2 separate regions of the Homo sapiens genome follow, and region 1 is linked to region 2. Evidence: read pairs that join two places in POLR2A ChIA-PET (ENCODE). Cell type or tissue: Panc1. All regions are shown on one strand. Each heading gives the region's core, and the rest is flanking DNA. Links, peaks and the distances in the headings are about the cores only. Region 1 has its middle 73 kb from the start of LINC01621. Region 2 has its middle 56 kb from the start of IRAK1BP1.

Region 1 (15,401 bases), core at 3,985-11,984, 930 kb after region 2:
TAAAACTCTAAGGCTAATAGAAGAGATTGTAATTTGTCTCATGACCAAGTATTCGATAAAAACCTCTTAAGCAAGATACAAATCAGTGGAATTCTGTAACCCTGCCGATCAGCATGATTCCCAGGTTAAGTAATTGTCAATGTGCCTTTCATGAGGAACTCCTGAACAAGTTTTAAAGTTAATAATAGACTGACAAAGTTGCAGAAATGCCCTTGGGGAAGATTTTGCTTTTCTAAAATCGAAGTTTTCAGTGGTTGGTGAACAAGAGCATGAAACATTTTGAAATTAGTTGTAATGAATATAAAGATGTGACCATTCCAACAAACTCATGGAAGAGGGGAGCAACAGATAATGGGATATCGGGACTGAAGTAGAGAAGAAAAAAAAAAAGAAACCTTTCTTTAGCCATGCTGCTAAGGGTTCTGAGGATTTCTAGTGCATTGGAACTCATAAATACCAATGTGTGTAATGTTTGTAGCTTGTAGTAAATAACTATGCACAAACTAATTTAGAGTAATTAGTTTATAGTTCTTATTCCATATGGTCTCTATTAAGTTGTTCTTTTCATTAAGTTATGAAAGAAACTTATCAAAGATTTTTTATAATCTTTATTAAGGGTTGAATTAATGAGATTCTCTAGTATTCATGTCTATATCAGATTGACCACATTGTTGTAGTCACCATGTCATTTGTTCTTTGATGCTTTGATATCTTGGTCCTTGATGACCCTGGAGAGACTACTCCTTTCAGGGTTAGCTAATTTCTAAACAACTCACCTGTAATTGCGCCTATCATATTCACACCAACCAATTCAGAGCCGATACCCTCTCAACCACCCAACTTTATTGAGCTCTTACACATGGGACCATTATCCACCTGCCCTAATCACCCAGGGTCAGGTACCAGACAACTGGTACCTATGCCCTAGAGCCCACTGAAATTATTCAAACCAGTCAATTCTAGGCATGGTTACCCTGCCTCACCAGATTCTTCCCACAGGAACCACAATAAAGGCTCTTGTCCACATTTCCCCCATAGCTCTCTCTGCCTCCTGACCAACCCAGGTGCCTCTCCACATGCCCCCCATGGCATGGTGTGCCTCTTTCTCTCTGAATCTCTGAGTATGACAAATTATCTTTTCAATGGCAATTGTTTCCTGATCTGTCAGCCTTGCCATACCTAGATTATAACCTGCCTTTCAAAATAATTGGTCATTATTTTTAAGATTCTGGTAATCTGGGTAGGAAGAACAGGTTAGAAGCTTTCTTCACTGCATTAGTCAGCTTGGGTTGCCATAACAAAACATCATAAACTGGGTGGCTTTAAGCAGCAGAATGTATTTTCTCACTGTTCTGGAGGTGGCAGTCTGAGGTCATGGCTCCAGCACGGTCGGGTTCTGGTGCGGGCTCTCTTTCTGGCTTACAGATGGCCACTTTCTCATTGTGTCCCACAAGGCAGAGACAGAGAGAGGATGCTTTCTGGTGTCCCTTTTTATAAAGACACTAATCTCATCCTGGGTGCCCCACTTCATGACCTAATTAACCCTAATTATCTCCCAAAGGCCCCATCTCCAAATACCATTACATGGGGTAGGGGGGTAGGGCTTCAACATAAGAATTTTGAGGGCACAAAAATATTTGGTCCACAGCACCTCCTCAGCCGGGTTTATTCTTATCTGGGTGTGTGATACACATTATGAAAGAGCCTGGGAGTGTTTTTTTCCATGATGGTTAGAGATGAAAGACACATGATCTAGCAGATGTTCATATTTTGGCCACTAGATGATGAATTTCTGTGGCTGGGTGAAAAGACTGAAACATGATTATGTCAAGGGTGTGGGAGAAAGCAAGAGGGAAGGAGCCATGCTTTGGCGCGACTCCTTTCCTGCTAGTCTGAGGGGAAGCTGAAGAATGCACTGTGGAGAAGTGAAGGTGGGAATGCGCTTGAGAAATTAAAGTCAGGATTACTAATTGACACAAAATAAGGGTAAAAATATTTTTAAAAGAATATGAATTACTTTCATGGACTAGTTGGAAATTTGGAGAATGAAAAAGGAAATAAAATTATATCTTAGGCCATGATGTATATTTGACTTTAGATATTTTAGGAGACAAGAAGCCCTCAGACCCCACTGGTCCTCCCCTCAGCACCACAGAACCAAAGTTCATGCCCTTCCATACCCCCTAAGAGTCAACTGCAGAGAGAAGTTTACTCACTTCCAGGAGAAATCTGGAGAAAATAATGCCTGCTACCATGAAATGGGACATTTATAATTCATCACAGAAGGGATGAGCCTTCATCATTTCTGTAGGAAGTGGAAGTGCCTGTTTCCTCATCTACAAAACTGGGATAATAATAGCACTCACCTCTAAAGGTTGTTGTCAGTTGAGATACATATATATGTGTGTGTGTGTGTGTGTGTGTGTGTGTGTGTGTGTGTGTATACATACATATATACATATGTAAAGCTAAAGCACCGGACATTTAGCCTAGTTGGTTCATTGTGGCTGCTCTAAGTGTTAGCTATTACTACTACTCACATAACATTTTACAAATGAGGGAACTGAGACTTTAAGAGAGACCAAATATCTATCCCAGGGGTTATATAGTTAGTATGTGGCTGGGCTGTGCTCAAATTATGAACCCCATATATACCCACTCAACACTATTCTGCTTCCTCTAATGCAACAGAAGTCATTCACTTTTGTATTATTGCACTGAGACCTGTATGATTCATCCATCAGACTCCCACCTTCCGTTGTTCCAAATCCATGCTTTGTCAAGCAACCTTTTGTGCCTTCCCAAGATCCTGTGTCAGAGGCGTGCTCTGAATGGCAGTGGATGATCAGTCGTTAGAAAGGAATATTCCTGGCTGGGTGCGGTGGCTCACGCCTGTTATTCCAGCACTTTGGGAGGCCGAGGCGGGCAGCTCACTTGAGGTCAGGAGTTCGAGACTAGCCTGGCCAACACAGCAAAACCCCATCTCTACTAAAACAACTACAGAAATTAACTGGGTGTGGTGGTGTGCACCTGTAATCCCAGCTACATGGGAGGCTGAGGCAGAAGAATCACTTGAACCCAGGAGGCGGAGGTTGGAGTGAGCAGAGATCGCACCACCGCACTCCAGCCTGGGGGACAGAGCGAGACTCGGTGTCAAAGAAAAAAAAAAAAAAAGAAAGGAATATTCCTGACATTTCTGTCTATTCTTTGTCGAGTGGGGAGGCATTTTTTTGCCAGTTTGTTTCAGCTTTGTGCCTGGTAATCACAGACATTACCATTACACACATTCACCATTTACCATTACATACGTATTTGTGGGATAAACAAACAAAATACCTCTGTGGGCAATTGAAGGAAAAATTGCCCACCAAATCTATTATAAAATCTATCATGTGTTTGCACCCCAATCTAAAGCAATTTAAAAATCCATTCTTTTTTACGGATAAGTGGGAAAGTCACTTTCACTTTACAAAGTCAATTATTCACTAGAAGATTTCTTTAAAAACTGGACATTGGTTTGTCTGAAATTACACAATAAATATACACGTAAGCATGACTTTTGTTAAGTCTTCTTCCGAGTGCCCTACCTTATATTGCAGCCACATTGACATGGCTTGATAAATCTGTCATCTTGGTTCATGCCTCTGTGCCTTTGCATAGGCTGACCCCTCCCGGAAAGGCCCTTCCACACACTCTACCTGTTGAAACTCTACTTTAATTTCTAGGCCCTTTTCAGGTACCAACACTCACGTGGTAGTTCTGTTGATCAGAACTGATCTTTCCCTGGTATCTTTCTGCAGTTTTTGTTTGTGTTCATGGTAAACACCTCTGCTACTTCCTAATTATAAGCTCCATGAGTAAAAAAGACCTTGGCTAAACTCTTTTTACTTCCCGGTGCTCCATGCCAAATAACTTGTCTTGCAGAGAATGTTCTCACCGTTTCTCCCTAGGTACCACTTACAGCAGAGGAGTAGAGGCCTTCAGACTCTTTCAGGAGGGTATTTCTCTGGAGCTGTGGTTTATCTTAAAAATTCATGTGAATTTTACATTCAGTTCTATCATGTAGTATTAGTAATTTTAATATAAAATTGGTTAAATAGACTCCTATGTAAAATTTAGACTCCAGAAACTTCCCGCTGTTTACGCTCCAATCAGTTAGACTTTCTAACACATGACTCTGGAGAAGGAAGTGAACTCTCTTTCTGTGGTGCAGAGGGGAGGACCAGTGGGGTCTTAGGGCTCCTTGTCTCCTAAGAAATGTTCGCATTTCTCAGTTGAACAATGTAAGCAGAAGCTTTAAAATGTTTGTTGAATTAAACAGTGTAATGTAACGTAAAAAGTATTTGTTCCAAATGCCAAATAATTGAGAAAACATAGTCAAAACAGAGAGAGGCAGCTTATCCCTCAGAAGCCTAGAATAACATATCAGAGTATTATTTTAAATAAGGTAAGGCCTCCAAAATGCATTGTACTCACATTTCCTGATGTTTCCCCTACCTTCTCCAATTCTCATGTTCAACTTGTGATGATTGCATTAACACGCTTGTAGCCAGTTGCTCTGAAAGCCCACCAACAGAATCCCACACAAGGAAAAGTGCCTCCTGATTTCCATTTTGGCAGATATTTTAGCCTATGAGATTTTGGGCCTGTGCTCATTCTCATGATTGTGTTAGTAAAAAAGATGCAGGACTTTATAAGTGACTGACACCTAGCATTAATATCTAGTTGCAAAGGAAGTATAATTCAGTTTTTATTGACATGCTTTACAGAGATTTCTAAGATGGCCTAAGAAAAGAACAGATTAATAAAAAGCCTTCGGAAATAAGTAAATTGCTGAATGAACATGTAAATAAATAAAACACCCCTAACTCTTGCCCTCTGCTAAAATAAATACTAATGCTAAGGGACTTGAAGAAATCATTTCCTAAACAACATTCCTAAACCCCAAAGATGCTAAATGCTTCCCAAAGGAAATATCTCCATGATAAGCTGATCATGGAATGCAGTGTAACATAGAACTGTCTGGACTCTGTATGGGGAAATGTGTTCATGCAAAAACCTGGTGCTCTGCATTATAACCTCTAACAATAATCCAATTGAAAATGCCAAAGTGCATTTTCACCAAGCAAAGACTTCTTCCTTTACATCTTTTATGTATCCTAGCAAGAGCCTTATTAATATTTTTAAAATGGATAAGGGACAGTAGACCAGCACACAGAACCACATGATGGAATTTTCTATCTCCGTAGTAGCACCTCCCTCAATAGCTCTTAAATTCCTCGTATAATGTAGATTTAAATGTCAGCAAAATAAGAGTTAATTGTACATGTACTTGGTGAGGTGTGAAAGAGTGCTTTTATATTTTTTTTCTCCTTGAATATTTGCTTATATTTCTCCCTCCTTGCCTGCTTACAAAACTAACAGACAGGATTTTCTCTAATCTGGCTTTGACAATGTAATGGAATGCCTTGCGTACATTGCCCCTTTTTTTAACGCTTATCAAACAGCGCCGTTCCTTGCATTGGGACTCTCTGAAACAGCCATTGTATCATTTATGGCCTGGCTGTCTTTCCAGTGCTGCCGAGTATTTTCTGTTGCACTTGGCTGAGATTGTATACATGCAGTAAAATCACTGAGCTGAGGAAGAGCTGCCTGCCTGCTGTTCCCGCAAGGCAAACAGCATTCAGAAGGGCAACTCACCAGATTCGATAACATTTCAGTCACACTGTGACGGTGCATACAGGTTTAATCAACTTCACCACAGACATAATTCATGGTGGATCCCTTTTGTTTCACTTATAATCAGAATGAATACACACAGGAAGCTCATTTAGCCCCCACCATTCCTCATCGGCTGCCATGATAAACATCGATTGTATTTTCCAGGGTCAGAAATGATGAAATCAATATCTAACATGGCAAGTTGTATTTGCCCATACTCCTTCATTCAGATTGCTTGACAAATTTTAAACCTCTTACATTGCATTTATTTTAGGGATTAAGTTTGTGAGCTTATAGATTTAAATGTCAGCAAAGTAAGAATTAGTTGCACATGAAACTGACTACATTAAATTTTAAAGTGAAAGTAGGTATTATTAAACCCCACACATAGAAGTATTAAAGGCCGGGTGAGGTGGCTCACGCCTGTAATCCCAGCACTTTGGGAGGTTGAGGCAGAGCGGATCACGAGGCCAGGAGATCGAGACCACGGTGAAACCCCGTCTCTACTAAAAATACAAAAAAATCAGCTGGGCGTGGTGATGGGTGCCTGTAGTCCCAGCTACTTGGGAGGCTGAGGCAGGGGAATGGCGTGAACCCGGGAGGCGGAGCTTGCAGTGAGCCGAGATCACGCCACTGCACTCCAGCCTGGGTGACAGAGCGAGACTCCGTCTCAAAAAAAAAAAAAAAAAAAAAAAGGAAGTATTAAAATATTTTATTGTTATGATCCACTAACTCATTCATTGATTACTTTGTTCATCCTTCCTTTGTCATATATTAATGTAGCACTTAGGATTTTTAAGAGAGCTTGAAAGTAAAAGGTTAGGTATTAATCTGTTTTCTGTTACTACAACAAAATACCTGAGACTGGGTAATTTATAAACAACAGAAGTTTATTTTCTGATAGTTCTGGAGGCTGGGAAGTCCAAGATCAAGGCATCAGTATTAGGGAACAAATGCTGTGTCCTCACATGGTGGAGGAGCAAAAGAGCAAAGGGGCCTAAGCTGGTTGTCTCCAGCCCTTTTGTAAAGCACTAATCCATGCATGAGGTAGAGCCCTCATGACTTAATGACTTCCCCAAAGGCCCCCCTTCTTAATACCCCCACAATGGGGACTAAGCTTCAGCATGAATTTTGGAGACACATTCAAACCATAGCAGGCATTGACATATAAAGGTGACTTCAAATTGTAAAACTTCATAAAAATGTTATATTGGAAGTACTTTTTTGTTTCATTTTGTCCATTCATTCATAAAATGTAAGGTAATTACTGTGTGTGGCCCAAGACCTGTGCTAAGAACTGTGTGGATTTAAATAAGAACTAGCCGCCATTCTCTAGGAGCTCACAGTTCAGTGGAAAAGAAAGAGACACATAAAAAGAAGATAACTGGCAAAGAAGTCACAGATTAGGTTATCTCATCCACAGGAACCTCACAGGTGATCTGCTCCACGGGCCCTGTAGAGGAGGCAGAAATCAGAGAAAAGAGAAATGCCAGCTCTGAAATGGCTCAAGGTATTTTAGGAATGATGAAAAATTAGAGTGCTAGGAACAGGAATAATAAGAAAAGCTACCAGAAAAATGGGAGGAGGAGCCAAAACGTAAAAGGCGATGTATACCATGCTATGGTGCCTAGACTTCATTCAGTCATGGAAAACCATTGGCAATTAAACAATTGTATGTCTAATAAAATTTTTTCACCGTGTATTATATTGTGTTATTATTGTGTTACTTAATACAGTATTATTGTGTTACTTAATACAGTTTATTTTATGGTAAAATTAATCATAGTAATGATAAGTCAGTGGTGCTACACTAGACCTTATTGATTTCCAAAATTCTTATTCTGCTCTTGAACCTCTCTGTGAATGTTTTTAGTTCTTTAAAATGTTGTAAGAACCGTTTAAGACTCAGAAGACATGGGTCCAATTGGCCTTCGGTAGCTTTGTAACCTTACATAGGCTAATTGCTTTCTCTAAGATCTGGTTCCCTATCTGTCAAATAGGTATAATTGTTCCATGCTTCCAAACGAACTCACAGGGTTGTGGTAAAAATTAGGTTAAATATTGCGCATGAATTATTTTTAAGACAGTGGAACACGACACACGAGAAAGGTATTATTATCATTGTCATTATTAATTTTATTTGAGAAATTGAGGTCAACCTGAATTACTTGGCAATTAGTGATCTGAAACAATTTTCTTCCCTGGAACACTAGATATGTAACAGCTAATTTACAAACATGTAGTAGAAATTTCTTTATTTAAACCTCATTTTTTTGATAATTGATGAAAATGTCTTTAGGTGAATTGCCTGAAAATAAGTCAAAAAGAGAAGACACATAGACTACTCTGGTTTGAACAGCCCCCAGGGTCATGCAGTGTGTTATCTGCACAACCATGCACAATGCCTTTGCCAACATAAGAGTTGGGTAAGAGTAAGAAGGGAATAGTGGAAAAGCACAGATTTTGAAGAGATTTGAGCTCAGAATTTTGCAGAGTTGAAAGATACAGGCTGCTCTGCCTATGGAGTAGCCATTCTTTATTCCTTCACTTAATAAATTTACTTTCACTAAAAAAGAAAAAGAAAAAAGGGAGAAAGATATAATTCATTGGCCCCAAAACACACTCAGAGCATGACAAATGCACACTCCCAGCTCTACCACTAATTGGCTGTGGACACTGATCAAGATACTTCAACTCTTGGTGCTCTTGTTTCCCTATCTAGTAAAAGAAAATATTAACAATGCTTGCCTATGAGGCTTGTGGTGAAGTAGAAGTGAGTTAAAATTTGTACTCAACATATGGTACAGAGTAGGCACTTGAAACATGTTGGCTATTATTACAAAGGAATGCCAATTAGACAGCATATTTATCACTGGCAACAATGAATGACAGAGGATAATACACTAATATCTTTAAAGTACTAAAGGAACAAAAATTTCCAGTCCAGAATTTTATTAAGCCTAGATAAATTATAAATGAAAGAAACTATCATCAGAATGAACAGGCAACCTACAGAATAGGAGAAAAATTTTGCAATCTCTCCATCTGACAAAGGCCTAATATCCAGAATCTACAAAGAACTTAAACAAATTTACAAAAAAAAAACAAACAACCCCATCAAAAAGTGGGCAAAGGATATGAACAGACACTTCTCAAAAGAAGATATTTATGCGGCCAACAAACACATGAAAAAAAGCTCATCATCACTGGTCATTAGAGGAATGCAAATCAAAACCTCAATGAGATACCATCTCATGCCAGTTAGAATGGCAATCATTAAAAAGTCAGGAAACAACAGATGCTGGAGAGGATGTGGAGAAATAGGAATGCTTTTACACTGTTGGTGGGAGTATAAATTAGTTCAATCATTGTGGAAGACAGTCTGGCGATTCCTCAAGGATCTAGAACCAGAAATACCATTTGACCCAGCAATCCAATTACTGGGTATATATCCAAAGGATTGTAAATCATGCTACTATAAAGACACAAGCACATGTAATTTTATTGTGGCACTATTCACAATAGTAAAGACTTGGAACCAACCCAAATGCCCATCAGTGATTGACTAGATAAAGAAAATGTGGCACATATACACCATGGAATACTATGCAGCCATAAAAAAGATGAGTTCATTTCCTTTGTAGGGACATGGATGAAGCTGGAAACCATCATTCTTAGCAAACTAACACAAGAACAGAAAACCAAACGCTGCATGTTCTCACTCATAAGTGGGAGCTGAACAATAAGAACACATGGACACAGGGAAGGGAACATCACACACCAGGACCTGTTGGGGGTTGGGGGGCTAGGGGAGGATAGCATTAGGAGAAATACCAAATGTAGATGACGGGTTGATGTGTGCAGCAAACCACCATGGCACGTGCATACCTATGTAGCAAACCTACACATTCGGCACAAGTACCCCAGAACTTGAAGTATAATAAAATAAAAAATTAAAAATCTAAAAACAATTTCTTAATGGTAAAAGTGCCTGAGAAATAAAGATAGAAAACTATTGCTCAAAATAAATAAATAAATGTTTTAAATCACTGAATTGTAAAGAAAAAAATGATATTTTTCATACCAAGCCCTAAAATGTTTACCACTCATTAACCCATACTAAAAGATTATTAAAGGATGGACTGTGCAAAAAGAAACAAATTCAAAAGGCCTGAGTTACAAGAAACAAAATTCATCATAAAACAAGTCTTAATTAGCTATTGACTATACAGGTTCTCCTAATTTTTGTTAACAAAATGTAAAAATTAAAATGAGATGAAAATAACAGGAGAGTTGCTCAATGACTAGTTACAGCATGCTAAGGCCTATGTCCTATACGGTAAGATTAAAATACTGAAAAATCTTAAACATTCTTAGAAAAATATATAGGTAAATATTTATATTTTAAAATTAAGAGTAGTATACTACCCCCCACTGCTAAATTTGACTGGCTAAAAAAATACGGGTAATTTGTAATGCATAAAATATTGGAGGGGAAAACTTAAAAAAAGAAAAATAAAGCAGAAAATACAAAATAAGATGATAGAAACAAGACATTATTGTTTGCAGTAGTATAAATCAGTAAACAATATAACAATTGCCAAAAGGAGAATGGATAAATGTTTGTACAGTTGTTCGATAGTAAACAATAAAGCAGGTCATGTGAATGAACAAGAGGAGCAGGTGTCAGTGGGCTACAGTCGAAGGAAAAAGAAAGTTTCAAAATATACATATGGTATGGTAATATTTATCTAAATTTCTAAAGTATAAAACCACAGGAAGGAAAGGGGAACTGAGATTGGCCAAACCTAACAAATTTGTCCAAAGTTAATATTTTCATCTATTGGTGATTTGTTGTCACAATTTCTTAGACTTTTCCAATTGTTTTATGAAAAACATTGTATGTGTTTATTTGGCATTCTTATTTTTTCAGATTTATTTAAAATTTTAAATTCTTTAAAAATATTTTTAAATTTTTACGAATACATAACAGTTGTACATATTTACAAGGGACATGTGATATTTTGATATAGTATATGATGTGTACTGATCACATCTGAGTAATTGTATATCCATCAGCTTAAATATAATTTCTTTGTGTTGGGAGCATTTCAAATCTTCTAGCTATTTTGAAATATATAATAAATTATTGTTAACTATAATCTCTCTATTGCGCTATTGAATAGAACTTATTCCTTCTATCTACATGTACTTTTGTACCCATTAATCAATCTCTCATCATCCTCTGATGTCTCTTCCTAGCATCTGGTAAACATTTTTCTACTCCTTACCTCCACGAGATCAATTTTTTTAGCTCTCAAATGATTGAGAACATGCAACATTGTCTTTCTGTGATTGGTTTATTTCCTTTAACTTAATGTCCTCTAGATCCATCCATGTTGCTGCAAGTGACAAGATTTTATTCTTTCTTATGGCTGAATCATATTCCATTGTGTATATGTACCACACTTTCTTTCTTTATTCATCCATCCAGTAATGAACACTTAGTTTGATTTCATATCTTGGCTATCATGAATAGTGCTGCAATAAATATGGGAGTGCAGATATCTCTTTTGGATATTTACCAAAAACTGAGATTGATGGATCATATGGTAGTTCTATTTTTAGTTTTTTTGAGGAAGTTTCATACTCTTTTCTATAGTGGTTGTATTAATTTACATTCCACTCACAGTGTACAAGCATTCCCCTTCCTCTGCAATCTTGCTAGCATTTATTTTGTCTTTTTGATAACAGCCATTTTAACTAGGGTGAAATGATAACTCATTGTGGTTTTGATTTGCATTTCCCTGTTGATCTTTTTTTCACACATTTTTTGTCCTTTAGTATGCGTTCTTTTGAGAAATGTCTATTCAGATCTTTTGGCTATTCTTCAATTGGATTATTTGTTCTTTTGCTATTGAATTGAGTTCACTATATAGCCTGGTTATTAATGCCTTGTCAAATGGATGGTTTGCAAATATTTATTCCCATTCTATAGGTTGTCCCTTTACTTCATTGATTGTTTCCTTTGTTGTGCAGAAACTTTTTAGCTTGATTTAATCCATTTTTCAATTTTTGCTTTGGTTGTCTGTGTCTGTTGTTCCCCTCTTTGTGTTCATGTGTTCTCATTGTTTAGCTCCCACTTATAAGTGAGAACATGTGGTATTTAGTTTTCTGTTCCTGCGTTAGTTTGCTAAGGATTATGGCCTACAGCTCCATCCATGTTGCTGCAAAGGACATGATCTCATTCTTTTTTATGACTGTGTAGTATTCCATAGTTTATATGTAAGAAAAGTTTTAGAGACATTGTCCCATGAACCCATTTAACAAACAAGAAAATTAAATCCAAGAAATTAAGTAAATTATCAAAGGTCACATAACCAGCAAATGGTAGCTTCAGGATTAAAGTTCATCTCTCTTGTCGTATACTTTTAACTGTTGGGAATTTGGAGTATGACCCATTGTGCATTTTTAAGAAGTTTCAGGAACATGGGTAATGGGAAAGCAGGATGTGCACACATAGTTCGGTTCTTCTGCTTTCTCTCCTGCTGTGTTCTTTCATATCTTTCACGTCATAAGAAAACCAATACAGTTGAAAAATCAGATAAATACTGAATCTTTGGTAGTTCTAAGTGATCAGATTCTCTGAGAGAATCAAAAACTCATATAATACAAGATTTTTATTTTTAATAATCTGGCACTTTCTCATTGAACTGTCTCATTATAGTCTAATATACAAATCAAACACAAAAAGGAAATAAGGATTTCTCGGGTTATAGTTACGACGATAAAGTGCCAGATTAAGAGCATAATCTCAGTAGGGCATAGAGGCTGACATAATAGGACATCATAAACAAAAACAGAACATAGTTTCCAAATAAGGAGAAAAAAAGAAGATTACTTTCAATTTTTAGTGTAATATAAAAACCTTAAAGACTAGCCTTAAAAATAAGCAGTGTGAACTTCTGGTGCTGGCCAAGATTGAGTAAGCCCAATATAGACCATCCCTCACTGATGATAACTAAAATCTGGACAAAATTTAAAAAGTAACTACTTGAGGACTTTGAAAAGTAAACAATAGCATGTAGATTGGGAAGGAACATCAAAACTTGAAGCACAACCCAACACAATCATGAGCTTTCTGTATTTCTGTATTTCTTTCTCTCCTTAATCTCCCAACTTTGACCTGAAGGTAAGCCAATTCTGGGAACTGCACAGTGGGTGTGGACAACAAAAATTACAAGAGAAACTACCTCTTTCTAGCCAAAAGACTGGGGAAGGGATGCAGCTGAATACTGGGGATCCCCTTTTGCAATGGACTGAATGTTTGCTCCACCCACAAAATTCACATGTTGACATCCTAACCTGTAAGGTGATGATATCAGGAGGTGAGGTCTTTGGGGGATGATTAGGTCATGGAAATGGAGCCTCATGATGAGGATTAATGCGCTTAATAAAAGAGGCCCCAGCTGAGCACGGTAGTGCACCTGTAATCTCAGTTGCTCAGGAGGCTGAGGCAGGATGACAGCTTGACCCCAGGAATTCGAGTTCAGTCTGAGAAACATAGTAAGACTCTGTCTCTAAAAAAAAAAAAAAGAGGCCCAAAAGAGCTGCATTGCTCCTTTCACTGTTAGAGCATGCAGTGGGAAGTCTACAGTGGGCAGCTCAGAAAAGGGCCTTCACCAGAGCCTGATCATGTTGGCATCTGTATCTTGGAATTCTGGCCTCCAGAACTGTGAGAAATAAATTTATATTGTTTTTAAGCCATGCAGTCTATGGAAATTTATTATAAGGGCCTGAGCAGATTAAGACATCCTTCCCTGTATTAGTCTGTTTTCATGCTTCTGATAAAGACATACCCGAGACTGGGCAATTTAAAAAAGAAAGAGGTTTAATTGAACTTACAGTTCCACATGGCTGCAGAAGCCTCACAATCATGGCAGAAGGCAAGGAGGAGCAAGTCACATCTTCCACGGATGGCAGCAGGCAAAGAGAGAGAGCTTGTCAGAAGCTCTCTGACATCTGTGAGATGGCATCTCATTTTGCTTTTGATTTGCATTTCCCTAATGATTAATGACATTGAGCATTTTTTATATGCTTGTTGACCAGATGAATGTCTTTTTTGAGAAGTGTTTGTTCATGTCCTTTGCCCATTTTTAAATGGGGTGATTTGTTTTTTGTTTGTTGATTTGTTTAAGTTCCTTATAGATTCTAGATATTAGACCTTTGTTGGATACATAGTTTGCAAATATTTAATCCTTCTCTGGAGGTTGTCTGTTTATTTATTGATAGTTTCTTTTTTTGTGCAGAAGCTCTTTAGTTTAATTAGGTCCCACTTGTCAATTTTTGTTTTTGTTGCAATTGCTTTTGGAGTCTTCATCATAAAGTCTTTGTCCAGACCAGTGTCCAAAATGGTATTTTCTAGGTCTTCTTCTAGGGTTTTATAAACCCTGGAAGAAAGATGCTATACCTAGAAGCCTAGAAGACTGTGGGTTTTTCTTTTCTTTTTTTTTTTTTTTTTTTTTTTTGAGACAGAGTCTTGCTCTGTCACCCAGGCTGGAGTGCAGTGGTGATGTTGGCTCACTGCAACCTCTGCCTCCCAGGTTCAAGTGATTCTCCTGCCTCAGCCTCCTGAGTAGCTGGGATTACAGGCATGCACCACCACGTCCAGCTAATTTTTGTATTTTTAGTGGATACAGGGTTTCATCATGTTGGTCAGGCTGGTCTCGAACTCCTGACCTCGTGATCCACCTGCCTTGACTTCCCAAAGTGTTGGGATTACAGGCATGAGCCACCATGCCCGGCCTTCTTTTTTCTTTTTTTTATTTTACTTTAAGTTCTGGAATACATGTGCAGAACGTGCAGGTTTGTTACATAGGTATACACCTGCCATGGTGGTTTGCTGCACCTATCAACCCATCATCTAGGTTTTAAGCCCTGCATGCATTAGGTATTTGTCCTAATGCTCTCCCTTACCTTGACTATGGGGTTTTCTTGGTATAGTATCACAACGTCTGCAAAGATAGTTTGACTTCCTCTTTTACTATCTGGATGCCTTTTTTCTTTCTCTTACCTGATTGCTCTGGCTAGGACTTCCAGTACTATGTTGAATGGGAGTAGTGAGAGTGGGCTTCCTTATCTTGTTCTGGTTCTCAAGGTTCTCAGATTTTGCCCATTCAGTGTGATGTTGGCTGTGGGTTTGTCAAAGATAGCTCTCGTTATTTTGAGGCATTTACCTTCATTGCCTAGCTTATTGAGGGTTTTTAGCATGAAGGAATGTTGAATTTTATTGAAAGCCTTTTCTGTGTCTAATGAGATGATCATGTGGTTTTTTGTTTTTAGTTATAGTTATGCTACGAATCACATTCAATTTGCATATGTCGAACCAAGCTTGCATCCCAGTAATAAAGCCTTCTTGATCATGGTGGATTAGCTTTTTGATGTGCTGCTGGATTCAGTTTTCTAATATTTTGTTGAGAATTTTTCAGTCTATGTTCATCAGGGATATTGGTCTGAAGTTTTCTTTTGTGTATGTGTCTTTGCCAAGTTTTGGTATCAGAATGATGCTGGCCTCATAGAATGAGTTAGGACAGATTCCCTCCACCTCAATTTGTTGGAATAGTTTCAGTAGGAATGGTACCAGCTCTTCTTTATACATCTGGTGGAATTTGGCTGTGAAT
Region 2 (15,401 bases), core at 3,081-11,080:
CTTGTGATTTTTGCACATTGATTTTTTATCCTGACACTTTGCTGAAGTTGCTTATCAGCTTGAGGAGATTTCGGGCTGAGAAGATGGGGTTTTCTAAATATACAATCATGTCATCTGCAAACAGGACAATTTGATTTCCTCTTTTCCTATTTGAATACCCTTAATTTCTTTCTCTTGCCTGAATGCCTTGGCCAGAATTTCCAATATTATGTTGAATAGGAGTGGTGAGAGAGTTCATCCCTGTCTTGCACCAGTTTTCAAAGGGAATGCTTCCAGATTTTGCCCATTCAGTATGATATTGGCTGTGGGTTTGTCATAAATAGCTGTTATTATTTTGAGATATGTTCCACCAATACCTAGTTTATTGGGAGATTTTAGCATGAAGTGCTGTTGAATTTTGTCAAAGGCCTTTTCTGCATCTATTGAGAAAATCATGTGGTTTTTGGCTTTGGTTCTGTTCATGTGATGGATTACGTTTATTGATTTGAGGATGTTGAACCAGCCTTGCATCCCAGGGATGAAGTCAACTTGATCGTGGTAGATAGGCTTTTTGATATGCTACTGGATTCGGTTTGCTGGTATTTTATTGAGGATTTTTGCATCGATGTTGATCAGAGATACTGGCCTGAAATTTTCTTTTTTTGTTGTGTCTCTGCCAGGTTTTGGTATCAGGATGATGTTGGCCTCATAAATTGAGTTAGGGAGGATTCCCTCTTTTTCTATTGTTTGGAATCATTTCAGAAGGAATTTTATCAGGTCCTCTTTGTACCTCTGGTAGAATTTGGCTGTGAATCCATCTGGTCCTGGACTTTTCTTGGTCAGTAGGCTATTACTTACTGCCTCAACTTCAGAACTTGTTATTGGTCTATTGAGGGATTTGACTTCTTCCTGGTTTAGTCTTGGGAGAATGTATGTGTCCAGGAATTCATCCATTTCTTCTAGGTTTTCTAGTTTATTTGCATAGAGGTGTTTATAGTATTCTCTGATGGTAGTTTGTATTTCTGTGGGATCAGTGGCAATATTCCCTTTATCATTTTTTTATCATGTCTATTTGATTCTTCTCTCTTTTCTTCTTTATTATTCTGGCTAGTAGTCTATCTATTTTGTTGATCTTTTCAAAAAAAACAGCTCCTGGATTCATTGATTTTTTTGAAGGGTTTTTTGTCTTTCTATCTCCTTCCATTCTCCTCTGATCTTACTTATTTCTTATCTTCTGCTAGCTTTTGAATTTGTTTGCTCTTGCTTCTGTAGTTCTTTTAAATTTTTATTTTATGGTGTCAATTTTAGATCTTTCCTGCTTTCTCTTGTGGCCATTTAGTGCTATAAATTTCCCTCAAAACATGGCTTTAAATGTGCCCCAAAGATTCTGGTACATTGTGTCTTTATTCTCATTGGTTTTAAAGAACATCTTTATTTCTGTCTTCATTTCATTATTTACCCAGTAGTCATTCAGGAGCAGGTGTTCAGTTTCCACGTAGTTGTGCAGTTTTGAGTGAGTTTCTTAATCCTGAGCTCTAATTTGATTGCACTGTGGTCTGAGAGACTCTTATAATTTCTGTTCTTTTGCATTTGCTGAGGAGTGTCTTACTTCCAATTATGTGGTCAATTTTAGAATAGGTGCGATTAAAGTGCTGAGAAGAACGTATATTCTATTGATTTGGGGTAGAGAGTTCTGTAGATGTCTATTAGGTCAGCTTGGTCCAGAGCTGAGTTCAAATCCTGAATATCCTTGTTTATTTTCTGTCTCATTAATCTGTCTAATATTGACAGTGGGGTGTGAAAGTCTCCCACTATTATTGTATGGGAGACTAAGTCTCTTTGTAGGTCTCTAAGAACTTAAGAACTCTAAGAACTTTATGAATCATGGTGCTCCTCTATTGGGTGCATATGTATTTAGGATAGTTAGCTCTTGTTGTTGCATTGATCCCTTTACCATTATTCAATGCCTTTCTTTGTCTCTTTTCATCTTTGTTTGTTTAAAGTATGTTTTATCAGACTAGGATTGCAAAGCTTGCTTTTTTTTTCTTTCTTTCCATTTGCTTAGTAAATATTCCTCCATCCCTTTAATTTTAATTTGATCCTATATGTGTCTTTGCACGTGAGATGGGTTCTCCTGAATACAGCACACAGATGGGTCTCCTGAATACAGCACACCGATGGGTCTTGACTCTTTATCCAATTTGCCAGTCTGTGTCTTTTAATTGGAGCATTTAGCCCATTTATATTTAAGGTTAATATTGTTATGTGTGAGTTTGATCCTGTCATTATGATGCTAGCTGGTTATTTTGCCAATTAGTTAATGCAGTTTCTTCATAGTGTTGACGCTCTTTACAATTTGGTATGTTTTTGCAGTGGCTGGTACTAGTTGTTCCTTTCCATATTTAGCACTTCCTTCAGGAGCTCTTGTAAGGCAGGCCTGGTGGTGACAAAATCTCTCAGCATTTGCTTGTCTGTAAAGGATTTTATTTCTCCTTTGCTTATGAAACTTAGTTTGGCTGGATATGAAATTCTGGGTTGAAAATTCTTTTCTTTAAGAATGTTGAATATTGGCCCCCACTCTCTTCTGGCTTGTAGGGCTTCTGCCAAGAGATCTGCTGTTAGTCTGATCACCTTCCCTTTGTGGATAACCCGAACTTATTTTCTGGCTGCCCTTTTTCCATCATTTCAACCTTGGTGAATCTGACAATTATGTGCCTTGTGGTTGCTCTTCTAGAGCAGTATCTTTGCGGTGTTCTCTGTATTTCCTAAATTTGAATGTTGGCCTGCCTTGCTAGGTTGGGGAAGTTCTCCTGGATAATATCCTAAACAGTGTTTTCCAACTTGGTTCCATTCTCCCTGTCACTTTCAGGTACACCAATCAAATATAGATTTGGTCTTTTCACATAGTCCCATATTTCTTGGAAGCTTTGTTCATTCCTTTTCATTTTTTCTCTAATCTTGTCTTCTTGCTTTATTTCATTAAGTTGATCTTCAATCTCTGATATCCTCTCTTCCAGTTGATCAATTCAGCTATTGATATTTGTGTATGTTTCATGAAGTACTCATGCTGTGTTTTTCAGCTCCATCACGTCATTCATGTTCTTCTCTAAACTGTTTATTCTAGTTAGCAATTCCTCTAACCTTTTTTCAAGGTTCTTAGCTTCCTTGCATTGGGTTAAAACATGACCCTTTAGCTCGGAGGAGTTTGTTATTACCCACCTTCTGAAGCCTACTTCTGTCAATGTGTCAAACTCATTCTTCATCCAGTTTTGTTCCCTTGCTGGCAAGCAGTTGTGATCCTTTGGAGGAGAAGACGCCTTCTGGTTTTTGGAATTTTCAGCCTTTTTGTGCTGGTTTCTCCCCATCTTCATGGATTTATCTACCTTTGGTCTTTGATGTTGGTGACCTTCAGATGGGGTCTCTGAGTGGACATCCTTTTTGTTGATGTTGGTAATATCCCTTTCTGTTTGTTAATTTTCCTTCTAACAGTCAGCCCCCTCTGCTGCAGGTCTGCTGGTGTTTGCTGGAGGTCCACTCCAGACCCTGCTTGTCTGGGTATCACCAGCGGAGGCTGCACAACAACAAACATTGCTGCCTGTTTCTTCCTCTGGAAGCTTCATCCCAGAGGGGCACTGGCCAGATGCCAGCCAGAGCTCTCCTGTATGAGGTGTCTGTTGGCCCCTACAGGAAGGTGTCTCCCAGTCAGGATAAATGGGGGTCAGGGACCCACTGGAGGAGGCAGTCTGACCCTTAGTAGAGCTTGAACACTATGCTGGGAGATCTGTTGCTCTCTTCAGAGCCATCAGGTAGGGACGTTTACGTCTGCTGAAGCTGTGCCCATAGACACCCCTTCCCCAAGGTGCTCTGTCCCAGAGAGATGGGGGTTTATATATAAGCCCCTCACTGGGGCTGCTTCCTTTTTTTCAGAGATGCCCTGCCCAAAGAGGAGGAATCTAGAGAGGCAGTCTGGCCACAGCAGCCTTGCTGAGCTGCAGTGGGCTTCTCCCAGTCTGAACTTCCTGGAGGCTTTGTTTACACTGTGAGGGTAAAACTGCCTACTCAAGCTTCAGCAATGGTGGGTGCCCCCTCCGCCACACCAAGCTCGACCAACCCAGTTCGACCTCAGACTTCTATGCTGGGAGCAAGAATTTCAAGCCAGTGGATCTTAGCTTGCTGGGCTCCCTGGGGGGGGGGGGGAACCACCGAGCCAGACCACTTGGCTCCCTGACTTCAGCCCCCTTTCCAGGAGAGTGAATGGTTCTGTCTCCCTGGTGTTCCAGGCACCACTGGGGTATGGAAAAAAAAATTCTGCAACTAGTTTGGTGTCTGCCCAAATGGCCGCCCAGTTTTGTGCTTGAAACCCAGAGCCCTGGCAGCATAGGCACTGGAGGGAATCTCCTGGCCTGCGGGTTGTGAAGACGGAAAAGTGCAGTATCTGGGCCAGAGTGCACTGTTCCTCATGGCACAGTCCCTCACGGCTTCCCTTGGGTAGGGTAGAGAATTCCCTGACCCCTTGCACTTCCTGGGTGAGGCAATGCCCCACCCTGCTTCAGCTCGCCATCCGTGGGCTGCACCCACTGTCCAACCAGTCCCAATGAGATGAACTGGGTACCTCAGTTGGAAATGCAGAAATCACCTGTCTTCTGCATCAATCTTGCTGGGAGCTGCAGACCGGAGCTGTTCCTATTCGGTCATCTTGCCAGCAGATCCCTGGATGGGTTATTTTTTTATTTTATCCTATTTTATAACCTTGGGTGTTTGACTGTGGTATAAGGCAGGTTCCGTTGACTGGCTTTGTTTCTGGAAGATTTTATGGGGCCAAGGTTCAGCTTGGAACTCCGCAACTGGGGAACTGGTATCTGGCCCAGCTTTGTTCCCTGGCTTTTCAAGGTTAGGAACCTGCTGTACTGAAGGGGCCAAGGTGCTCATAGACCACTGGTCACAACACTCTGATAAGTGTTGCCAGCTAAAGCACTTCATAGGATGGGAGCAGTGAGCTATATCCTCATTTGCACATGCCAGCAGCCGCAGCAGCACAGCTGAGTTCATGCTCATAGGCTACAGTAGGGTGCTAGCAGGTGCTGGGTTACCAGCTTCTGCACAGGTGTTCACTGCAGCTGCAGAGGCAGCACAGTACAGGCGTATGGGGGGCCCCACTGATGTCTGTGCATGCATTCACACTGGTGGTGGTGTTAGCATAGGGGTGGGGAACTGATGGGCACAGGATTGTGTGCACCTCCTGTGCACATTCACATGAGCAGCAGTGGCTGGCAGCTCAGAGTAGGGGCAGGTCTGCTGTTCTCTGCCTAGTTTCACCCAGGTGCAGTGTCAGGGCAGGGTTGTGGTGCTAGTGGTAGTGGGGTTGGCAGGTTCTGTACCCATCAAAACTCCCACAACAATGGCAGTCCAATGGGGTCACGGGGAGGCGTGCACTCACACCAGCACCAGTGGCATGGCAAGGTGTGTGCCCACACACACACACACACACACACACACAGGTTAGGAAGGGGATGTAAGGTTTGTCCACACACACACACACACATGCCAACAAAGCAATGTAGGGGTGGCTGTGGGTAAGTGCGTGCAGGCAAAGCAGCATGGAGAGGCTGCAGTGTGAGGTGTGAGTGGACAGGTACATGTCGATGGTTGCTACTCTGCTGGAGCTTTCTGTGGTCAGGCATGGTCTGCCAGCACGGGAGCTATAATGCAGGTGCCCAGGAGGTACCCCCTTGGGTACCCAAGGCTACAATGCAAGCAGGCACAGCCAAGCTGGGGCCCCAGGGGAGGCCAGTGTACCAAGGGGTACTCAGGTTGTACTGGCCCAATCTCATGGGCAAGATCATCCTGCAAAGTTCAGGTCTTACACTTCCCCTAGCACTAACGTCTCCTAGAGGAGCAAGTCAAGCCTAGGGAAATGGGCGCCCCTGGCTATGCTCCACTACAGATGCTCCTGCACCAAACCCTCTGGTCTTCACGCCAGCTGGAGTTGTGACCTTACCACTTCTCTATAAAGCTCTCCCTTCCAACTCAACTGTCCTGAGCAGGCAAACAGGTTGCTCTTTGCCTGCTCAACTCACTCCTTTCCCAGTAGTCATTGAATGCCAGGAATGAGTCCCTGTAGCCCCATGCAGGGCTCCCAGATTCCTCCTTTTTCAGCCTAGCATCTGCATCTTCCCTCCATCCACTCTCAATGCCTTTCCTCTGAAGATCTGTTAGGAGTGTGCCAGTCTTAATGTTCCAGTCCCTCAGCGACAGATGTTCCTTCTAGCTGCATCTAGTTAGCCATCTTGCCTCCAATCTACATCAGTCTTTACACATCCTTTTAATTATTTTTTAAATTGCTGAGTTAAGAAGAATATGCACATTTTAAGTGTTTTATTGCATATTGTATATATAATTACATGTTATATATTTTATAGTGACCTCCCAAAAGATAGTATACTTCTAGCATTTTATTAGGATATTTGCTTCCCCACAACCTTCCCATAAGTGTGTTGTCATAAGTCTGAATATTTAGCTAGTTTGATAAGTATAGAATGATATCCCCTTATTTTGTCCACTAATCATAGTTTACCAACCCCTGCTCTAAGAGATTCAGAAATAGCACTTACGGAAAAAAAATTATTAGGCTGAAGGGGTACAGGAAATGAAGAACCAAGAATTTTGAAGAGGGTAGGGCTACCACTTTCTGTCAGAGGGGAAGAAACAACAGAGGGAACAGATCTGACCTGAAATATAAAAGTGGTCCAGCTAGGTAGGAAGACAGCTCCCTAAGTGTGTGTACAGAACTGCCAGTAAAACAGCCCCTAGGTGAGAGGGAGGAGTTGGTCTTGATGATCAGCTCCACTAGGCCATCTGCACACTGATCTACTGACTTTCACAATGAATAACAAGGAATGAGGACTGGAACCTGGAAGGGAAGCACCCTCCTGCCATCATCCCCTCAACAATGTCCCTCTAGCACCCTCTGTTGATAAAGCTTAGCATCAAGCCAGCTGGAGAAAGAGAAATCTTTACCAGGTTCAGCTCCAGTTTCACAAAGCAGTGCACAGAATGGTAGTTGGAGCTGAGAGACAATACATTAAAAACTGATATATAGGTGTCAGATTTTTCTGGTGATTCGGCTTCATTTAATGATATAAAGGAACAAAAACTTAGTATATCACTGTAATCTAAACATCAAGTCTTAGCAGAGTTTTTGACAGACTATGGTAAATGGAAGCTATAAATGACTCCAATCCTTCCTTCCTCTCTTTACCCATGTTTTTTGCCACATGCCTTTGCAGTTCTTCCCCCTAAAAAGGCAGGGTCCACCTCCTTACCTTTGGAATTTGGAAAGCTCTCCTGTTCTGGGCTGGTTTTGCAACTTGCTCAAGCCAATAAATGTTATCAGATGTGATGCAAGCAGAAGCCTGAAATTTTATTTATATGTCTCTGCCTACCTATTGCCCACGGCCATTGTCATGAAAACATGTCCAGTTTGGCCTACTGGAGGACATAAGACACATGGAGTGAAACCAAGTCATCCAATGTTGCAAGAATGACTAGATCAACCAACAGCCTGCTGGCACACAATCATGGAAGCAAGTCCAGCCAAGAACAGCAGAGCTGCCTAGCTGACAGATACATGAGCAAGCCCTGTCATGCCACGACTGGACTAGGGGAACTCCAGAGTATAAGCTGAATAAATGCTTATTGTTGTATACTACAGAGATGTTTTGTTTATTATGCAGCATTATAATAACAACACTAATCCGTGTAACTAATACACTTTCCTTCTATATATTAATAGACGAGAGCAACATGATTTGTATACCACACAGGTTTATGAGTAGTAGATGTTTTACTATGAAAACTCAGATTCCTTCTTGTTTTCCCACATTAAAAATACACAACCTAAGCTTCTAAGTAATGGTTAGCTATACTGTAAGTCAGGGTGAAAGCTTTTCCCAGGACCATCTTTGGAGTTGCTAGACATGAGCATGAGTAAACTGCTACTGAATCTGTTAAGGCATAAAAGAGGACCTTAGCATTTGCAGACTAGAGGAGTGGTTTCTTTCACCCTTAATACCTCCAGTTTAGAAGTCCTCAGCACATGCATAGAGACGTCCAAACTTACCTACATCAGCACTTTAGCCCACCACCATCTACTCTATCTAAAAAGGTCCACCACAACACAAAATCTACATAAGCGCAAAACATAAAAGCTTTTCTTCAGCCCACTTCTACTTCTACTAGGCCATTCCAGGAATCCTACTCTGAATAAAGGCATCTTCCTTATAAGGTACTCAAGATCCCCATGCCATACCCTGGCAGCCTCCTGTAGCCTGCTATCCTTCATCTTTCTCCCAACCCTGACTTATCTCTATCCTACCATATATCAAACCTGCTCTCAGCTGTGAGCTTCCATGAAACTCACATTCACTGAGATTACAGTGACTGATAACTGAGGAGCAATTGAAGCTTACCAAGGGGAGGGTTTAAGTGTAAAAGATAGAATGGCAGACATCAGTAGTTGAATAGGAAGGAAGGTGGGGAGCACAGCCGGAGGCAGGGCCAACTTCATGGGTGGGAGACATGTATAGTCAAACAGTGCCCTGCACCTATAAGAATCCCCCACTTGGTTTAATGTTCTGCTGCTGCCATCATGAAACTTTCAATAATCTTTGAACAAGGGATTCTGCATTTTCATTTGTATTCGGCCCCACGGATCCTATAGCTGGGTTTGTCCAGAGGTAACAGATTGTTCTTCCAGATGTGTTCTGTTCTACAAAAGAGTGGGATTTTATGTATGGAAATAATTTTATCTACAAAGTCTTCTAGGTGTCAATGATCTAATAAGCTACTGCAGTCTAATCCTGACTTCTACTATTTTAAACCTCCATTTTTTTCTGCTTCCCCATAGTCATTTATATGCCAGTGCATACACCCTTTAAAAAGCGTTGAAAAAGATATTGGTAAGCGTCTGAAAATGATCTGTGAGAGGACTGTTTTGATTTCCCCAAAAATAGAACAAATTTACTATTAATAACCCAGGATCATGTTAAACGTACTGCTGGGACTGCCATATAAACCCTTATCTCTCTTGACTTCATTCCACTTTCCGTTCACGGCAGGGAAAATGGAGATCTAAAATGCAATTTTTCCCTAGAGGTAACATTTTATGTACTATTTATTAAACCTATATTGTGTGTCAGGTATCTTAAAAAAACCCATAAAAATGACCTCTTTCTAAAAAGCCTTTTCAATTACCTCTCAACATAATACCTTTGTAACTCTTCCAGATGTTACAAAGCCCAAGGACCAGAGTTTCCTAGAAGTGTCATTATTGCTGCCAGGCAACAATGAATCTGCTTACTGAATTTTTCCCTAGCCTTCCCTTGTTGCACTATATTTTACATCCTTCCCTTGTGGAACATCCCCCACAGTCCATCCACCTCCCATCAATACAAGGGAGAAAATCCCAGCCCTTGGATTTTGTTTCCCTTTACTAACAAATGAATGAGGTTGACTGCCTACCTGTTTAATACAGTGACACAGAAACTCCCATTCGTCTCTAAATATTTCCACCACCAACCTGCTAAAAGAGTTTAAAAATCCAATCTCTAGAGTCATCCTTTGTATTAATAATTATTACTGAAATGATTATTTTAAAGTGTAATGGATACTTGGAAGAGGCAATACAATCTATATAATACTGAGCAGAAAATAATTAAATACTAACATCTCTTCCATTCTTCTTAGAGCTTCTGTAAGATATGCAGAAGAAGTCAATGATGTCAGAGATGTTATCTTCTTGCTACAAATTGAGTGATCACATACTCAACGTATACACTAAGCAGGAAGGAACCCATTCCACCAGGAAGAACTTAGTCAATCTTCCTACTGATATAGCCCATGCAGGTCCTAAGTGTAGCAAACAATGCAAATCATGGTAGAGAACAGAAAATGCAACCAGTAGTGAGAGAAAGAAGAATCAAGACAAACAGAACTTGGGCTACAGAGAAAACACAATGGCCAAGGAATCCATAAAACCTATTTCTTTTACAGGGAATTTGGCTGCCTGAACTCCTCAGACTATATAAAAAAGGAGCAAACCCTTTTTTAAGCATGACATTCGATCATTAACAGGATCATAGTCTGAGAGCTGGATGCAAATAAAGGACTCTATAATGAGAAAACAACAATTACTGCAAGTATCACAGAGCAAAATATTATGATAATAAAAGAATAACTGAGACAACACAAGGAGATATAAACAATAGGTCAGAACAGAGATTGTTCCTTGGATCACGCCTATCTGGGATAAACTTTTACAAAGTTTTATTTTTATTTTTTTAAATTGGCTGGGCACAGTGGCTCACGCCTGTAATCCCAGCAGTTTGGGAGGCTGAAGTGGTTGGATCAGCTGAGGTCAGGAGTTTGAGACCAGCCTGATCAACATGGAGAAACCCCATCTCTACTAAAATTACAAAATTAGCCAGGCGTGGTGGCACATGCCTGTAATCCCAGCTACTCCAAAGACTGAGGCAGGAGAATCGCTTGAACCCAGGAGGCAGAGGCTGCGGTGAGCCGAGATCATGCCATTGCACTCCAGCCTGGGCAACAACAGTGAAATTCCATCTAAAAATAATAATAATCATGCATATCAAATTGAGCTTAAAATAATGTTTAGCACTCATTCCAGAGTCTGAGTGTAGTCACTATACAAACTTTGGTCTTCATAAAGCTCTCAGTTTAAAAATTCCAACAAATCTTTAGTATTAAACACAGTATAAATACAGACCTGTATATCATGGGAAGTCATTCCAAAAGAGAACAGAAAAGAAAAATGTAAACTGCATCCCTAACCACAATATGAGAAAGAAATGACAAGTTCAGCAAAAGGCAAATATGGAGTGTGGTAAGCTTTTAAGAAAAATTTGTGCCTGCAAGCCCAAACAAAACTGGAAAATATCAGTAGTTCAAAAAGTTATTGGCATACCTAGAAAGCACAACTATTCATTCTATCAGGACAACTGAAATATGCCCTGCATCATAAGCATACATGAATTTGCTTTGTCCTGTTGACTAAAATGAAATAAAAGTTAATAGAAGACACATACACTCAATACTGTTTTATAAGGAAATTAAGTAGAGCTTCTTGGTTTGGGGGGGAAATTTAACTCATCTGAGGATGTGTACCAATTTAAAAAGAGCCAGAATAAGATGAAGAATATTTATATTAACATTGCCACGGAACCAATAAAAGTGTCACAAAATATAAATTATAAATATAAAACACTTTGTAAAACAAATTCCTGGGTAAAGTAAAACTTCAAAAGAGAATTATTCAAGATCAAGAAAGACATGGTGACACAACAAAATTAGTTAAAGATAAGTTTGCAAGCACACAAAAAAAGAGAAAGAAAAATAAAGACGTCCTGGCAATTAAGCCCACAAAAAGTCATGAAATAATGCAGATACATAGAAAACATGATTTAAAGTATTTTTTAATTGAAGTGAAATAGTTAACAATCAAAGAGAAAATGATAAGTATGGAAGGGAAAGGAAATTCAACATACACAAAATTGGAGATACTGAGAGAGTGGAAATTAAGGGAATGAAAAATATTTAAAATGCCAATCATGAAAAAGTCATAGGAACAAAATAAGACTTGAATCTAAAAACTGAAGAAGCACATTATGTTCCTGGAAAGATAACAGAATGGTCAACACCAAGACATATTTTAGTAAATGTACCAGTCAGGTTCCATCAAGGACAGAATCTGAAAATCCTCGGCAAAATACTAGCAAACAGATCCAGCAGCACACCAAAGGGCTAATCTACCATGATTGAGCAGGCTTTATCCCTGGGATGCAAGGTTGGTTCGATGTACACAAATCAATAAATGTGATTCATCACATAAACAGAACCAAAACCAAAAATCACATGATCGTCTCAATAGATGCAGAAAAGGTATTCAATAACATTTAACACCACTTCATGTGAAAACACCCTCAATAAACCAGACATTGAATGAACATACCTACTTCAAAATAATAAAGGCCATCTATAAAAAACCCATAGCCAACATCACACTGAATGAGCAAAAGCTGGAAGTATTCCCTTTGAAAACTAGCACAAGACAAGGATGTGTTCTGTCATCACTCCTATTCAACTTAGTACTGGAAGTCCTAGCCAGAGCTATCAGGCAAGAGAAAGAAATAAAAGGCATCCAAATAGGAAGAGAAGAAGTCAAGCAATTCCTGTTTGCAGAGAATATGATTATATATGTAGAAAACCCCATAGTCTCTTCCCAAAATCTCCTTGATCTGATAAACAACTTCAACACAGTCTCAGGATACAAAATCGATGTATAAAAATCAGTAGCAATCCTATACACAAACATCCAAGCCAAGAACCAAATGAAGAACACAATTTCATTCAGTTGCCACAAAAAGAATAAAATACCAAGGAATACAGTTAGATGAGGAGGTGAAAGATCTTTACAATCAGAACAACAAAACACTGCTCAAAGAAATCAGAGATGGCACAAATAAATGGAAAAACATTCCATGATTTTCCATCCTTCCATGGTAGGAAGAATCAATATTTTTAAAATGGTCATAATGCCCAAAGCAATTTACAGATTCAATGCTATTCCTATTAAACTACCATTGACTTTCTTCACAGAGTTTTTTTTAAAAGAAAGAACTATTCTAAAATTCATAGGGAACCAAAAAAAGATCCCAGAAAGCCAAGGCAATTGTACGCAAAAAGAACAAAGCTGGAGGCATCACATTATCTGACTTGTAACTATGCTACAAGGCTACAGTAACCAAAGCAGTATGGTCCTGTTTCAAAAATAGACACACAAACCAATGGAACAAAATAGAGAGCACAGAAATAATGTCACACACCAACAACTATCAGATATTAGGCAAAGTTGACAAAATCAAGCAATGGGGAAAAAACCCTTTATTCACAAAATGGTGGTAGAATAATTGGCTAGCCATATGCAGAAGATTGAAACTGGACCCCTTTCTTATACCATATACAAAAATCTCAAAAAAAAAACCTTAAGATGGATTACAGACTTAAATATAAAACATAAATCTATAAAAATCCTGAAAGACAACCTAGGCAATACCATTCTGGACATCAAAACTGGCAGAGATTTCATGACGAAAACTCCAAAAGCAATTACAACAAAAACAAAAATTGATAAATGGGACCTAATTACACTAAAGAGCTTTGGCACAGCAAAAGAAACTATCAACAGAGTAAACAGACACCCTACACAATAGGAGGAAAATTTTGCAAACTATGCATCTGACAAAATCTAATTTCCAACATTTATAAGAATCTTAAACAAATTTACAAGCAAAAAATAAATAACCTCATTAAAAAGTTGGCAAAGGCTAGGCATGGTGGCTCACACCTGTAATCCCACTTTGGGAGGCTTAGGCGGGTGGATCATCTAAGATCAGGAGTTCGAGACCAGCCTGGCCAACATGGTGAAACCCCATCTCTACTAAAAATACAAAAAAAAAAATTAGGAGGGTGTGGTGGTGTGCACCTGTAGTCTCAGCTACTCAGGAGGCTGAGGCAAGAGAATCACTTGAGCCTGGGTAGCAGTGGTTGAAGTGAGTCAAGATTGCACCACTGCACTGCCGCCTGGGCAACAGAGCAAGACTCCATCTCAAAAAAAAAAAAAAAAGTTGGAAAAGGACATGAGCAGACACTCTTAAAAGAAGTGGCCAACAAGCATATGAAAAAATGCCCAACATCACTAATCATTAGAGAAATGCAAATCAAAACCACAATGAAATAGTGTCTCACACTAGTCAGAATGGTTATTAATAAAAAGTCAAAATATAATAGATGCTGGTGAAGTTGAAAAGAAAAGGGAATGGTTATACCCTGCTGATGGAAATGTATATTAGTTCAGCCACTATGGAAAGCAGTTTGGATGTTTCTCAAAGAACTCAAAGCAGAATTACCATTCAACCTAGCAATCCCATTACTGGGTATATACCCAAAGGAATATAAATCATTCTATTATAAAGACACATTCACAAGTATTTTTATTGCAGCAGACATGGAAACAACCTAAATGCCCACCAATATAGACTGGATAAAGAAAATGTGTTACAGGGCGGGGAGGTTCCAAGATGGCCAAATAGGAACAGCTCCAGTTGACAGCTCCCAGTGTGAGCAATGCAGAAGTTGGGTGATTTATGCATTTCCAACTGAGGTACCAGGTTCATCTCACTGGGGCTTCTCAGACAGTGGGTGCAGCCCATGGAGCGTGAGCCGAAACAGGGCAAGGCATTGCCTCACCCGGGAAGTGCAAGGGATGGGGGTATTCCCTTTCCTAGCCAAGGGAAGCCGTGACAGATGGTACCTGGAAAATCAGGACACTTCCACCCTAATACTGTGCTTTTCCAAAGGCCTCAGCAAATGGCATACCAGGATATTCTATCTTGTGCCTGGCTCAGAGGGCCCACAACCACAGAGCCTCGTTCACTGCTAGCACAGCAGTCTGAAATTGAACTGCAAGGTGGCAATGGGGCTGGGGGAGGGGGGTCCACAATTGCTGAAGCTTGAGTAGGTAAACAAAGCTGCCTGGAAGCTCGAACTGGGTGGAGCCCACCACAGGTCAAGGAGAGCTGCCTGCCTCTGTAGACTCCAACTCTAGGGGCAGGGCATAGCTGAACAAAAGGCAGCGAAACTTCTGCAGACTTAAACTTCCCTGTCTGACAGCTTTGAAGAGAGTAGTGGTTCTCCCAGCATGGAGTTTGAGATCTGAGAATGGTCAGACTGCCTCCTCAAGTGGATCCCTGACACCGAGCAGCCTAACTGGGAGACACCTCCCAGTAGGGGCCGACTGACACCTCATGGAGCTGGGTGCCCCTCTGAGATGAAGTTTCCAGAGGAAGGATCAGGCAGCAACATTTACCATTATGCAATATTTGCTGTTCTGCAGCCTCCACTGGTGATACCCAGGCAAACGGGTCTGGAGTGGACCTCCAGCAAACTCCAACAGACATGCAGCAGAGGGTCCTGACTGTTAGAAGGAAAACTAACAAACAGAAAGGACATCCACACCAAAATCCCATCTGTATGTCACCATCATCAAAGACCAAAGGTAGAAAAAGCCACAAAGATGGGGAAAAATCAGAGTAGAAAAGCTGAAAAGTCTAAAAATCAGAGCATCTCTTCTCCTCCGAAGGAATGCAGTTCCTTGCCATCAACAGAACAAAGCTGGATGGAGAATGACTTTGACAAGTTGAGAGAAGAAGGCTTCAGATGATCGGTAATAACAAACTTCTCCAAGCTAAAGGAAGATGTTCAAACCCATTGCAAAGAAGCTAAAAACCTTGCAAAAAAGACTAGACAAATGGCTAACTAGAATAACCAGTGTAGAGAAGTCCTTA

Evidence for each region. ChIA-PET counts read pairs that join two places held together with the same protein. Peaks named below come from ENCODE experiments on the same cell type or tissue, not always from the same donor. Only the 100,000 strongest peaks of a DNase experiment are listed, where the experiment ranks them.
Region 1: POLR2A ChIA-PET joins it to region 2 with 7 read pairs; 1 of 35 experiments calls an interaction of 5 or more read pairs at or near these places.

What each region holds. Positions count from the first base shown.
Region 1 is chr6:79,731,779-79,747,179 of GRCh38, forward strand. No RefSeq gene overlaps it. Among named protein-coding and RNA genes, the nearest start is that of LINC01621, 73 kb to the right of the region's middle. In Panc1, for the core only: a CTCF peak has its summit at 5,508; no DNase peak of the experiment used is centred there; H3K4me3 peaks cover 1,003 bases; H3K27ac peaks cover 4,675 bases.
Region 2 is chr6:78,803,419-78,818,819 of GRCh38, forward strand. No RefSeq gene overlaps it. Among named protein-coding and RNA genes, the nearest start is that of IRAK1BP1, 56 kb to the right of the region's middle. In Panc1, for the core only: CTCF peaks have their summits at 6,956 and 7,156; a DNase peak (open chromatin) is centred at 6,927.